2 separate regions of the Mus musculus genome follow, and region 1 is linked to region 2. The links are chromatin contacts, found by Hi-C or POLR2A ChIA-PET in ENCODE. All regions are on one chromosome and are shown on one strand. Each heading gives the region's core, a stretch centred on a gene start or an enhancer-like site at or near the end of the contact. The rest is flanking DNA. Distances are from core to core; before and after follow the strand shown.

What was found. Hi-C counts contacts between places; a loop is a spot of excess contacts on that map. ChIA-PET counts read pairs that join two places held with the same protein, here RNA polymerase II (POLR2A).
Region 1: a loop to region 2 is called in a map of heart, with 2.6 times the contacts of the local background. The contact joins the promoter of Asap1 here to the enhancer-like site in region 2. A Hi-C loop is called at or near these places in 2 of 37 maps with a recorded cell type or tissue (both heart). POLR2A ChIA-PET finds 5 or more read pairs at or near these places in 1 of 5 experiments (Patski).

The regions. Positions count from the first base shown.
Region 1 is chr15:64,379,233-64,385,554 of GRCm38, reverse strand. It overlaps Asap1 (ArfGAP with SH3 domain, ankyrin repeat and PH domain1), which reads left to right and starts at 2,636. Exons shown (of 31, transcript NM_010026.3): 1 at 2,636-2,838.
Region 2 is chr15:64,344,118-64,349,990 of GRCm38, reverse strand. Asap1 (ArfGAP with SH3 domain, ankyrin repeat and PH domain1) reads left to right here. Exons shown (of 31, transcript NM_010026.3): 2 at 78-163. The coding sequence starts at 105. Among named protein-coding and RNA genes, the nearest start is that of 1700010G06Rik, 33 kb to the right of the region's middle. Within about 2 kb of position 4,176, at least 3 of the 3 ENCODE cell types and tissues checked have a DNase peak (open chromatin) inside an H3K27ac peak, as active enhancers do; they include heart, where a contact is called at or near this core.

The DNA.
Region 1 (6,322 bases), core at 1,387-3,886, 37 kb before region 2:
TCCTGCTTCCGTCTTCCATGCGATTTAAGAGTATATTCAGCTACAGCTGGTACCCATGGCTTCAACTCCCAGGAAAGGCAGTATGGATAGCAAAGAGTTAGGAGACTAGAGCTCCTCCACTCACTAACTATTTGGCTTCAGGCAAGTCACTCAACATTCAGGTGCCTCAGTTTCCTTAACTATAAAATAGTGCAAAAGTGTTTTAGTCTTTTTGGTTTCTGTTACTGAACGTGCACCTTACCTTCCAGTATTACCCAACTATGAGGCCTGTTCATGCTATCTTGGCTCAGGCACATAGGGAGTGCCCAGACAGTCAGCGTGAATTTATAGATAACATGCTGTTCTGAATTGAGTTGTCTCAGAAGCAAAACTGGAGACCAGGAGTTAGGTACGGTTACTTCATCTGGGAAGTGAACCCAAGCAGAACAAAGGAGGGAGGAGAAAAGGGGGGAGGGGTGAATAGTGAAAGGATGGGTTAATTTCTTGCTTGTCTGTTTGGAGAACAAATGCAAAGAAACTATTGGGTCCCTTGGCCAATGCTAAGCAGATTTAATTCACCTTGGTCCTAAGGCCTTCCTTAGAGCAAGGGGTCATTAATGTGGACCCTTCCCTTCCCTTCCCTTCACTGCAGAATGGCTTGCCATTTAATATGACATATAATGCAACAAGTAGTCTTTTTGGTTTTTTGAGACTGGGTCTCAAGCAGCTTAGGTGAGGTTCAAATTCCCTATGTATCTAAACACGACCTTGAACTTCTCATCCTTCCGAGAGCTGGGAGTACAGGCATGTGCCACCATGCCCTGGCCCAATAGTCAAGACCTTTAATGAGGAGATGCTGGGGAAGCACAGAGGAGGGCATAATTAACTGGTGATGTGCCAAAGAGACTACAGTTATGTCAACTGACAGTCCTAATTGTTCACAGCGTTCATTTCCCAGGACCATTAGCAGAGCCCACTGGAGCTTCTTCCATTACACTGAACACTTCACATCAAGTCTCTGAGTAAAGGATTCAGGGAGCTGAGGGAGAGAGTGAATTGGCATGCTTGGATGACAGATTTGGATTTCTAGTCTTTGCCCCTTATATCCAACATGTGCTGACTGAGGGGCTCCCATGTGCTCGTATGGTTCTTGGCACTGAGAGTGGGAACACAAGAGACAGTCAAGAATTCTGCTGTGATGCAGCTTAGCCATGGGGAAATGTTAAGCAAGCATCCGGAAAGATACAATAGAGACAGGAGCTATGCAGCAACAGGACCAGGGGCAGGATGTTGGGAGAGGTGCGGGTGGTGAGGATGTGGGGGTGTCAGACACAGTGGATCAAACGGTGAACTGTGAGGGCCCGACTTCTGCTCTGTGATTTATCTGCCGACCTCAGTTGGGTAGAGGTTCTTTCCAATAGGATGGTGGCTATGAGGGGCAGGCATTCCAGGTTCTTGGGGCCCAGCTTGGAGCTTTACCTGTGACCTGTAACTACAGAAAGTGTTGAAGAAGAGACATGCCTTTGGGTGCCAAGCACAGGTCTGTTTGTCCTTGGGAGATAGAGCTGGTACCCAAGTTTCAGTTCCCAGCATGGTCATTTCAGTTCTCACTTGCCCACACGCGGTCCTTCCTCTATGTCTTGAGAGTCAGAGGAATCTCAAACACTCAAGTAAAACCACCAAACTGCAGCCTACAGGTAAAGTGTGGCATTTCCTCGGGAAACCACAATGAATCACTCCCCATGGCAGCCCAGACTCCCTGGCTAGTTCTCCTAACCCCCCTGGAGCAGCTCAAGGCTTATTAACGCGCCCTCCCCCCAAGTCTCCCACCCTCAGGTTAAGAACAAAATCTCCAATCTTGTGAGGCCTGGTGAGTTTCTAATTTTACCAGAAAGGGGTCTCTACTACGCAGTGGCTGATCTTTTCTTCTTCAGACAGCAGTTTCTGGAAGACTCAAAGAAAAATAATCACCAGTAATTAGGGAGAAACTGACACCCTTGGGCCAGACCTGCCCCCGAGCTAGGTCCACACAGACATGCAGAACACACAGCCCACAAGTTAGAAGCCTCCCTTCTCTGACATCTCTAGTGTGCAGTAATACCCAAGCACAGATATCATTGATGTCTCCAACATGCCAGTCTAAGCATCTTGTTTTCAAATTAAGTCTACGAACACTCCTTTCTTGATTGGGAAACTAAGCCTCAAGGAAGTATCACTTGCAGGAAAGAGAAAAAGGCCATTTTCCAACCAGGGTTCAGAGCCTGGAATGCTCGAATGCTAGCCAGATCATCTCTGTGCTATCCAAAAGGTTTTGCCTCCAGGCACTGGGTAAGAAGATAGAAATCCACGGAAAGGAACAGGAGAAAGTAGCCTAGGAGAAGACAGTGCAGGATGGGAGAGAGGCCACAGTCTTTTGGTGTCCCAGCTTTAGCAAGCCCCACTTCAAGGCCAAGGTTCTCTGCTGATAAGCCCCACCTCTGCCTTCTGTGGCCAAGAAGGAGGCCCACCCCATGAATCTCCTACACTGCCCTATACTCCTGTGCCCTGAAGTGTGCCCGGCGGGCCAAGGGTTAAACGCGGCGGGAGCCCCCGGAGCGGGGCAGCCGCGGGCCGGGAGTGCTTAGTCAGGATTCCGATTTCCTGCCGAAGTGTTTGGATTTCCTGCAGCCCGCTCCCGCCGCCGCCACCGCCGCCGCCGCCGAGCGGGCTCGAGAGAGCGGCTCCGCGTCGCCGGCCTCCTCCTCCCCCCTCCTCGGCACATGGTCGCCCGCCCCTTCCTGCGCCGCGCTCGGCTCCCGCGCCTCGCCCGGCCTCGCCGCGCCCGCGATGGAATAATGCCCAGCGGCCCGCCCGGTCCCGGTGAGTGGCGAGGCGGCGGGGCGGCGGGAACAGGCGCGGTGGGGCGCTGCACGGCCACCCGCACACCCCCTGTGGGCTCCGGGTGTCCCCGTCCGTCCGCAGAGCACCAGCCGGGGGCGTGCGGGGCGCGCGGCCGGCTCTGCAGGGGTTGGCCGGGCGGCCCGGGGATTCCGCAGCCGCAGCGCCGGAGCGCACGTTCCCCTGCTCCGCGGAGGAGACCCGGGTTGGGGGTGTGCGCCCGGGGCGCAAGGCTCCCCGCTCCGGGAGGAGGCCCGGGCAGACGCCGGGGCGCTCCCGGAGTCCGCTGGGGCGCTTTCTCTGTCCTCCCGGGCACTCTCCCCTCCCATTGGGACTCTCTCCTTCTCCTCTGGGGTGCTCTCCCGGCCCTTGGGGGCGCTTTCCTTCTCCTCGGCACTTTTCCCGGTTCTCCAGGGGCGCTCTCTCCCTGCGCGGCGGGGAGGCGCGGGCATTGGCCGCCGCATTGTCTCGGGCGCAGCGGAGGAAAGTTCCCCTCGGCGCGGGTCCCGGCCTGGACATGGCGCTGCCTGGCAGGCCCCAGACCACTTAAAAGGAAAAGAAACAGGGAATGGGGGGGGGGGGGGGAGTGGTAATTCCCCTTGGGAGCTGAGAAGTGCCTTATGTCTTCTTCCGCTTGTACCATTTTGGAACCTGATGCTTTTTATGAGAGCAACAGTAAGTTTAAACGAGAGCGAGAAAAAAAATAGAAAGAAAGAAACTAGCTGGTATCTGGTTTTCTGCTGTTTAATCCATCCAGAGACATCATCTCACGCCCTCGTAGGGCGGGTTCTTTTTATCAAGGAAAGGCTTAGCCAGGTCTAGACCAAGTTAACTTGACCTTAGCCTTAGCTGTACAGATGCAAAAGACCATTTCCCCCCTTCCATCGACTCCATCAGGTTGTGTTAGCAGGATTGCTTCTGGGATAGCAGTGGTACAGGATTGCTGAGTAATGTTTTGAGATTGTAAAACACAGCATGTAATTCTTAGGCCAGTTTCATGTCTATCCTAGCCTGAGTGGCCAGGTCTTCTTGGCGGGCCGTTGGAAGGCCCCTGTGTAGTGGCCATTGGGAGAGGGGCTTGATGGGGGGTGGGGTGCTATAGAAGAAAAGAATCTCGGAAAACAACTGTTTTCTCTTTTAATGTGGAAGAGATTCAGAAAGATTCTATGGACACAACTACTTGGTGGCCTGGCCAGGAATAGCTTACTTCCAAGCCTCTAAACTCCCTGGCCTGGCCACCCTGATTATGCCAGATTGTGATCTGCCAGCCCTAAACCAGGAGTGTTACTGTGTCTTTCAACTCTCTCCACTTTAGCACCTTCTCCTGTTCTCTTATCTGTTATTGCTGTTGTTTCTGAGCTATGCAGTTATCTCAAAGAACATATTTTGAGATAAGGGGTTTTAAAATTACCCTGTTTAGAAATGCATAATGGTTTTTAGTACTTGTATGGTAATTTTAAAAAATCTAAGAAAGAAAGGAAGAAAGAAAGGAAGAAAGAAAGGAAGAAAGAGAAAAAGAAAAAAGTATTGTCCAACTTCTGTTCACTGACACAAGTGGATTTGGGATTCAGCTTTCAAGTGGATTTGAAGCATACAATTGTAGTTATTATATGGGTGTGTGTGTGTGGGGGGGTGCTTTTCTCTATTCTCTCATTTTGTTTGAAACAGATGAACTCCAAGCCAGCATTGTCTTGACACAGAATGTGCTGTGAGATTTTTTCAGAAGTCTCAATTCTGAATCTTCCTCTCTCTGTGAGCTAGGCAGCCCACCTAGTTCCCTCTTCTTGAAAGCTCAGTGGCTGGCTTTTCCTCTTTAGTATGTGATAATGTTAGAGAGAAAGGACTTTTTCACAAGCTTGCCATTTGGTGAAGGAAATTGAAATTCCTTACACCTCTCCAGCCCTCCACAACCACAGCCAGCTAGATTTTCAAAACCAGTGCAGGCCCTGCAGGCCCAGAGATGAATGTGTGCATTCAGGCTGAGCCCTCCTAGTCCAGACCCTCCTCCCAGCTGGCTGCTCCATGTTGCACCCAGGTGGCTGTGGTCTGGGGGACATGAGAGGCCCCCTGTCCCTGTGCTGTTTGTGGGTTTTCCCAACCAAGGTCTCATTGTGTCAGATGGGATCTTCCTGGGCCCCTTACATTTTCTCCTTCCGTCTTCTTTTCCTCTCACTGGGGTATCTGACGATAGCTCCAAGGTCTTTTCTAGAAATCTGCCTAGATAATCCCTACATGAGCAATGCTGACAGTGACATCTCACACTTATTAAGCACTTGTTGTATGCTCTAGACTTGTTGCCTCCTAAGATGGACTAAGAGAGTGTTGGGGATATGGCTCCGTGGAAAAGTGTTTGCCGTACAAGCGTAAAGACCTGAGTTCAAATCCCTAGCATGCCTGTAAAAAGCCAGATGTCCCGGGAAATCTAGCACCCACAGAGTGAGTGGGTGAAGACAGCATGGTTGCTTGAATTTGCTAGCATGCCTTGGCCTAGCTTTGGGTACAGTGGAGACCCCATATGACTCCTGTGTTCAGTCATTGGTACATGCATTCAGGCAGATGTGCATATATGTCTGTCTGTCTCTGTTTGTCACACACACACACACACACACACACACACACACACACACACACACGAGTGCCCCCCCCCCCAAAAGAGGGGACTCCTTGGGAGTCTTTCCCAGAAAGGACAGCCTTTCTCAAATTCATCTGGATGGAGTCATTCTTTCTTGTATGCAGTAAACATTTGCTAAGTGGCTCTATTGTGGGAGGTAGTAGTCATGCAAAGATGAATAGCACCCTGTTCTCAAGGCCTCATCTTTTCTGCCCCATCTTTCATTGTCAGAATTATACTCTTTCATTTAATTAATCAATTCCCCAAACATCCACTGAGTACCACTGTTCTACGCTAAGCCATGCACGGAGTCCCCATGAGACAGCGAGGACCAGGATCAATGAGGCCCCACCCTCCTGGGGCTTGTATTCCATTAGAGGACCTGGGCATCTGGGAAGAAGCTGGTGACTTGTAAAGAACGAAAACTTGTGGGATGTAAGTTACTCAGGAAATCGGCGAAAGAAGAGGAGGGTGTGAGTAGAGTGTTGGCTCTTGGTTTACCAGAGAAAGCCAGGTCTGAGGCTGGAAGATAGAGGAGTAGCTAGGCTGAGATGTAGGGGAAGGACATTCCGAGGCGATGGGTAGGAATATACAAAGCCTTCTGTGCACAGGGGGGCTCCAAGTATTCCAGGGAGTGAGCCGAGTCAGGAGCTCTGAGGTGAATATCGCAAGCTGAGGTTGTTTTAGAGCCCCGTTCACACAGCTTGGATCCTCCCACCAAAGGACGCATTACTGGGTTTAGGCTCAGGAGTAGACTCTGGACGTTTGGGAGAGCCTGCTTCATGAAGAGCGGGTCATAGAAACAAAGAGTAGGTGCAGCAAGGCTGCATTAAGATGCCGTTTTTGCTATTCCAG
Region 2 (5,873 bases), core at 2,927-5,426:
GGCCTCCATTGGTTGGATATAGGTTTTCTTGGCACCCCTTGCTGACCGTGTCACTTCTTCTCCCCTACACTGTTCAGGTCGTTTTCGGATGTGACGGCTGAGACATGAGATCTTCAGCCTCCCGGCTCTCCAGTTTTTCCTCCAGAGATTCACTATGGAATCGGTGAGTGGTTCCTGGCCTACCCTGTCTGGGGAACATGCTGGTGCCGTGCAGGGTGGGTTGGAAGCAGCATCGGTACAAACATCCATGGCCACAACTTTTCTGGTATTTGTGGCATGATAGACCTCTGACTTTTTTCTCCCTTTTTTTTTAACATTTATTAATTTACACATGTGCGTTTCATGGCATATGTGTAGACATCAGAGGACAAGTTTTGGGGTTGGTTTTCTCCTTCCACCATATAGGTTCTTGGAATCCAGCTTAGGTGGACAAACACCCTACCTACCAAGCCATCTCCACTCTTTGCGCCTGTAGCCCCAGGCTGGTTTTGACTGTAACACTTAGCTGAGGGGTGCCCTTGAGCTTCTGGTCTGTCCTATTCCCACCTCCTAAGTGCAGGGACTCCAGGTGTCACCGCCAGGCCTGGCTGATGCAGTGCTGGGGATGGATGGCACCAGGGCTTTGTGCATGGTAGGCAGGTACTCAGCCAACTGAGCAACATCTCAGCCCTTCACACCGGTCTCTATCAGATTCATCACCTGCTGAATTTAATCCTAAAGAAATGACCAGGGTGGGGGCAGCATGAAGTGGAGGATTGTATCAGAAAGTGGTCAGGAATGTGGTGTGTGTTGCTCTAGTCAGTTGAACTTCTTTGGAGATGGTTGCAATCTGTCCGCCCATATGTCCTGCTGGGTAGGAATGACTGTGTTAGTAAATAGTTCTCCCAGCTGGATTTTAAGTCATTTTCTCTGGCCCTGGTCCCCTGCTTCCCCCTACCCTGCCTGTCCCCCTCCCCTGCCCTGCCATATAGTCTATGTCATCCTGTTGTAAAAGGTTTACCCAATTTGACAGCTGGAAATACTGAGTCCTAGAATTGGGGTGGATCAGGAGAGGCCTCAAAGTTCAACTTCAGTAGTCTATTATAAATCTTACAGCTCAGGATGGGCCCCAAGAAATGCATAAAATCACGAGGGTTCACTGGCACAGGCTGGTTCACTGTGGCTGGTGTTGCCTGGAAGTCAGTGCTGTGTTGAGGAGTGCATGCTAGTGCTGAAGGGAGTGGCTGGTTCCTGGCCCGGGTTCAGGTTTGTATGATCTCAGTTGAGCCATTGACGTTATCTCTTACTTCTGCTCCCTTATCTAGGAAAGGGGCAGCATAAACATTTATGTTTCAGATTTTTTGGCACAGGCTAGAAAAGTTACACAATCAAGTGTGAGGATACAGTAGGTACACAGAATGCAATAATAATTTCGTTTTCAGGCAGAAAACAAATCTTAAGGATGGTTGGCTAAGCAAAATTATTTTAAATGGCGAGCTAGGGAGATGGCCCAGTTAGTAAAATGCTTGCTGTGCAAGCCTGAAGAACCCAACTTCAGATTCTCAGCACCCATTAAAAGCTGGGCAGGACCAAAGTAGTATGAGTCTGTAACACTTGGGCTTGGTGGTTGGAGGGTGGCGAGATGGCGATTGTTGCTGTTGGTTGGTGATGGTGGTGGTGGTAGTTGTTGTTGGTGGATCTTTGAAGCTTTCTCGCCAGCCAGTCTAGACAATTCTAAGCCAGGTTCATTAAGGGACCTTGTCTTAAACATAATATGCAGAAATAATTGAGGAAGATATCTGGGCATAAAGCTGTGGCATCTTCAGGCACATGCTTCACACACACACACACACACACACACACACACACACACACACACACACACACCTGCACACACTGAATGGATGGGAGAAGTGAGTAGGGGATGTGACCCAGACATGAGGTGACAAGAGAGAGACTGTTTCCAAGGAAACAAGGCTTTAGGCACCCTGCTTTCATAGTTCATCTATTACGAGTTTTTTTTTTTTCCAAATCCCGTTATGTTTTATTGTGCTTTGTTTTTAAAGCCAAGAGTACCATACAAGGTGGCATTAATTTTGCAGGTATGTTTTTAAGGTATATGAATTGTACTGTAGCTGTAAGGACTCGTGGCATTGTTGGAATTAGGTTTTGCTAGGAATGACATAAAAACCCAAGGGGCCCTTGGCTTTGAAAACTCAGCAGTTAAAGCACTTGTTGTGAAAGCATCACGACTGGCATTCAGATCCTAGAGCCCAAGTGAACGGTAGGCGGGCATGTCGGCCTGACGGTGATTCCAGCCTTGGAAGATGGAGTCAGGATCCTTGGACCAAGCTGACTACCAAGACAAAGTAAGCACTTGGTGAGTTCGAATGAGGCTTGAGAAAGGTTTCCTGACATTATTCACGCCCCCTCCAACACACACACACACACACACACACACACACACACATACACGAACCTGCTCATACATATGCCCACATACATGGGAACACTCATGCACACACATGCGCACCCACGGAAAAAATACAGATAGTGTACATATTCGTTTCTAAAAGTTTAGACGCAGGTAGTAGAGAGGCGCCACCGCAGTAATCTGTGAGGTCCTTTCTCTTGTTTCTGTGCTGTGTGGTTTTCCGTTTCCAAGGCTCTCATTGTCCATGCCAGTCCTCTTTTCCCTGGCCGTCAGACCAGAGGCAAACAGACACACCAAGAAGAAAGGCAGGGTATACGCTGCTTCTGCATGTATCTTGTTGGCCAAAATTGAATCCTCTGGATAAAATTAGTTGCAAAAGGGGGAAAAAAAGAAGACTTGGTTAAAATATAACCCTTATTCAGTGAGAGTAGACTTACCAAGTGTTGTCAGCATAGAAGGAGGGATTGACTAGACGAACCCATCTTTGACCGTGCTACTAACTGCTTACTGAATGGGTGCTGTTGAGAAGATGTGATTCTCTTAGCCAGACTGCTGCAGTTCTCATTGCTGGGCACAACTCAGGTGACCTTGACAATCTGCTGACCTCTCTGAGCCTCAAGATTTTTGTCTGTGAATCCCATTCATAGAGTTCTGCTAAGTGTTCTTGTGAATGAGCAGAGGCCAAGCTCTCGCCCTGTGCCTGGTGCACCATAAATGCCAAGCCCGCTTCCACGCTGCCTGCTGTTTGCAATCAGTGGTGATGCTTAGTGACTCGTCATTGTTTCCTCCACCACCCATGCCTATCTTCGCCTGCCTCTCTTACTGTTACCGCTGCCATTGCTGCTGTTGTAGCTTCCAAGACCCCCATTCCCACAGCCTCTGCTGGTCCGGACACTTCCCTCAGTGCTGTGGCTCCTCCCTCTATGCCTTCCACTCCTGGTGCAGTGCTACTTCTAGTCCCCTGAGCTCACTGACATACCACTCAGAGCATAGTAAGCTGCCATTTCAAAGATGAGAGGGAGACAGTGACTGGGACAGAGCAGATGTGATGAGCATGATACAAGTGCTGGCTTCTTTGTGTGTCAAATTCCACTTAAAATGGACGGTACTGTGTGTTTATCTTTTACTTCGGGAAAACATGTCCTTTCGGGGTACACCGGTGTCTTCATTGGTAAAGTGTGCGCTGTGCAAGCGTGAGGGTCTGAGTTTAAGCCCCTGAAGCTAGGTGAGAAGGACAAATGTGGTGGCACATGTCTGTCACCCCAGTGTTCAGGATGCAGAGACAGCCAATCTGTCTATACTTATTGAGTTCCAGGTTTGGTGAGAGACCCTGCTTCAAAAATTAAGGTGGAGAGAGATTGAGGAAGACTGAATCATGAACCTGTGGCCTACATACAGATGAACACACACATGTGTGTCTCTGTGTATCACACACACACAAACACACACACACCTTAGCTGTGATGGGACCTGAGTGGCATCACTCAGGTAATTGCAAGACTTGAATGTCTATCACTTAGATCCCTCCTTCTTTCACTGAAGGGACAAAATCCACTGCGTATCCCTGAGGCCCTAGGAACTGGGATGCAGGGTACATGCAGATGATGCGGCCTGTCTTGTGAAGCGCTGTCTCCTAGAGGTGAACACCAGAGCCTTCAGATTAAGTTCAGTGTGGGATGCCCTAGGGCCGCAGGGTGGGGCTGGAAGCCAGCCTAACCACTCCACTGAGTGACTGGTAGGGAAAAGTTCCCACATTAGTGGGTAGTCCAGTCACATGTGGCCCACATTCTGCCATGTAAAGCAGTGTTCTTTACCTCAGAAGGGGTCAGCTTTTCTTGTCTTGTCTGTCACTGTCACAGTTAGGAGCTGCCTGGCACTCCAAGCAGCGGGCTGCACTCTAGCTGTGAATTCAGTGTGGAAAAGGCAAGAATAGGAGTGGAGACTTCCTAAATTAGGCAAGACAGTGTGAATGAAGGAAAGAATGAGTAAGATCACACCACGTAGCAGAGCAGGTGTCATGGCTGGAGAAGAGGGAGAGAAACCAGAGTGTTCCTGTTTGACACCGATAACCCCAGGAAGGCAGAAAAAGCAGCCCGCTGTGACCTAGAGGGATTCAGAAACCAGCTGGCATTGCTTCTAGGGTTTTTCTTCGTACATACAAATGACCTAACTTCAGCCTGCAACCATCCACAGCCAAGCCCTGGGAAAATCCTCTGCCTTCCAAATGTCAGGGCAGACTCTATCGCTGTCATGCTGCCGGCTGTTCGGCCAAATTGAATTTCCCTGCATCCAGCTGATGTCCCTTTTTGGCCACAGGGCAGGGATCAGGAATGTGCACTGCACATGGACAGGAAACGTGTCCCAGAAGCCAAACACAAGGCTGACCTTTCAACTCTGCATTTCTAACATAGCAGAAAGGGTCAGGATGCCTTAGGGGTCTGGATGGGAAAGAAAAAGAAACGCATGATAGGAAAACAGTTTTTAAGTCCCATTGTGAAGGGCGTTTGGATATGATTGACGTGGTCTGAAAGTCCTGAGGCCACTTTCCAGTTTTGGCTGTTCTTCAGTTACTGTATTCGCCTCAACCCAAGAGCCTGGAAAGTATGATCCCGTTCCCTCTTCCTCCCTGCTTCCCTCCCTCCTGCCCTCCCTCTGCCCTCCCTCCCTCCCTCTCTCCCTTCCTTCTTGTAGAAAGTAGAAAGCTGCAGCATGCTGGATCCTGTGCAGAGCCCTGGAAATAAGTGAGAAGCCCTGAGGGCCAAGCCTCTCTGAGCATCATTCATGTTCAGTCAATGTTTTAAAAGCTCTATGCATTCTACAAATGCCTATATTTTCTTTTTTTAAGTTTGTTTTTAAAATTAATATTTTTGTTAACGTGTATGATGGATTTCAATCTGACATTTTTATATACAGATATCCTTGTGTATTGGTATTTTTATAACCCCACTAGTACCCCTCTTCTTCCTCATATTTCTTCTTCACAGTGGTCCTCTTCCTCCCACAGCAAAGCCCCCCTTCTACTTCTGTGTGTGTGTGTGTGTGTGTGTGTGTGTGTGTGTGTGTGTATGTGTGTATATATGTGTGAATGTGTGTATTGTGTGAGTGTGTACATATGTGTGTGTGAATACATGTATTGTATGTGAGTATATGTGTGAATGTGTGTGTGAGTCCTGTTTTCTCAAGTGTCTTAATAGCATAGAGTTGGTTCTACCTCTTAGGGTATTGTTTCTGTTTTGATTTTCCAGGTGAAGAGGCAAGTACTGTATCACTAAGATACTTCCTAGCACCCTTTTGAAAGTACAGGGCTGGAAAGATGGCTCAGTAGGTAAGAGTACTGGCTGCTCTTCCAGAGGACTGGGTTCAATACCCAGCACTTATAGGGCAGCTCACAAATGTCTGCAACTCCAACTCCAGGGCACCCAACACGCTTACACAGACATACATGCAGGAAAAACAGCAA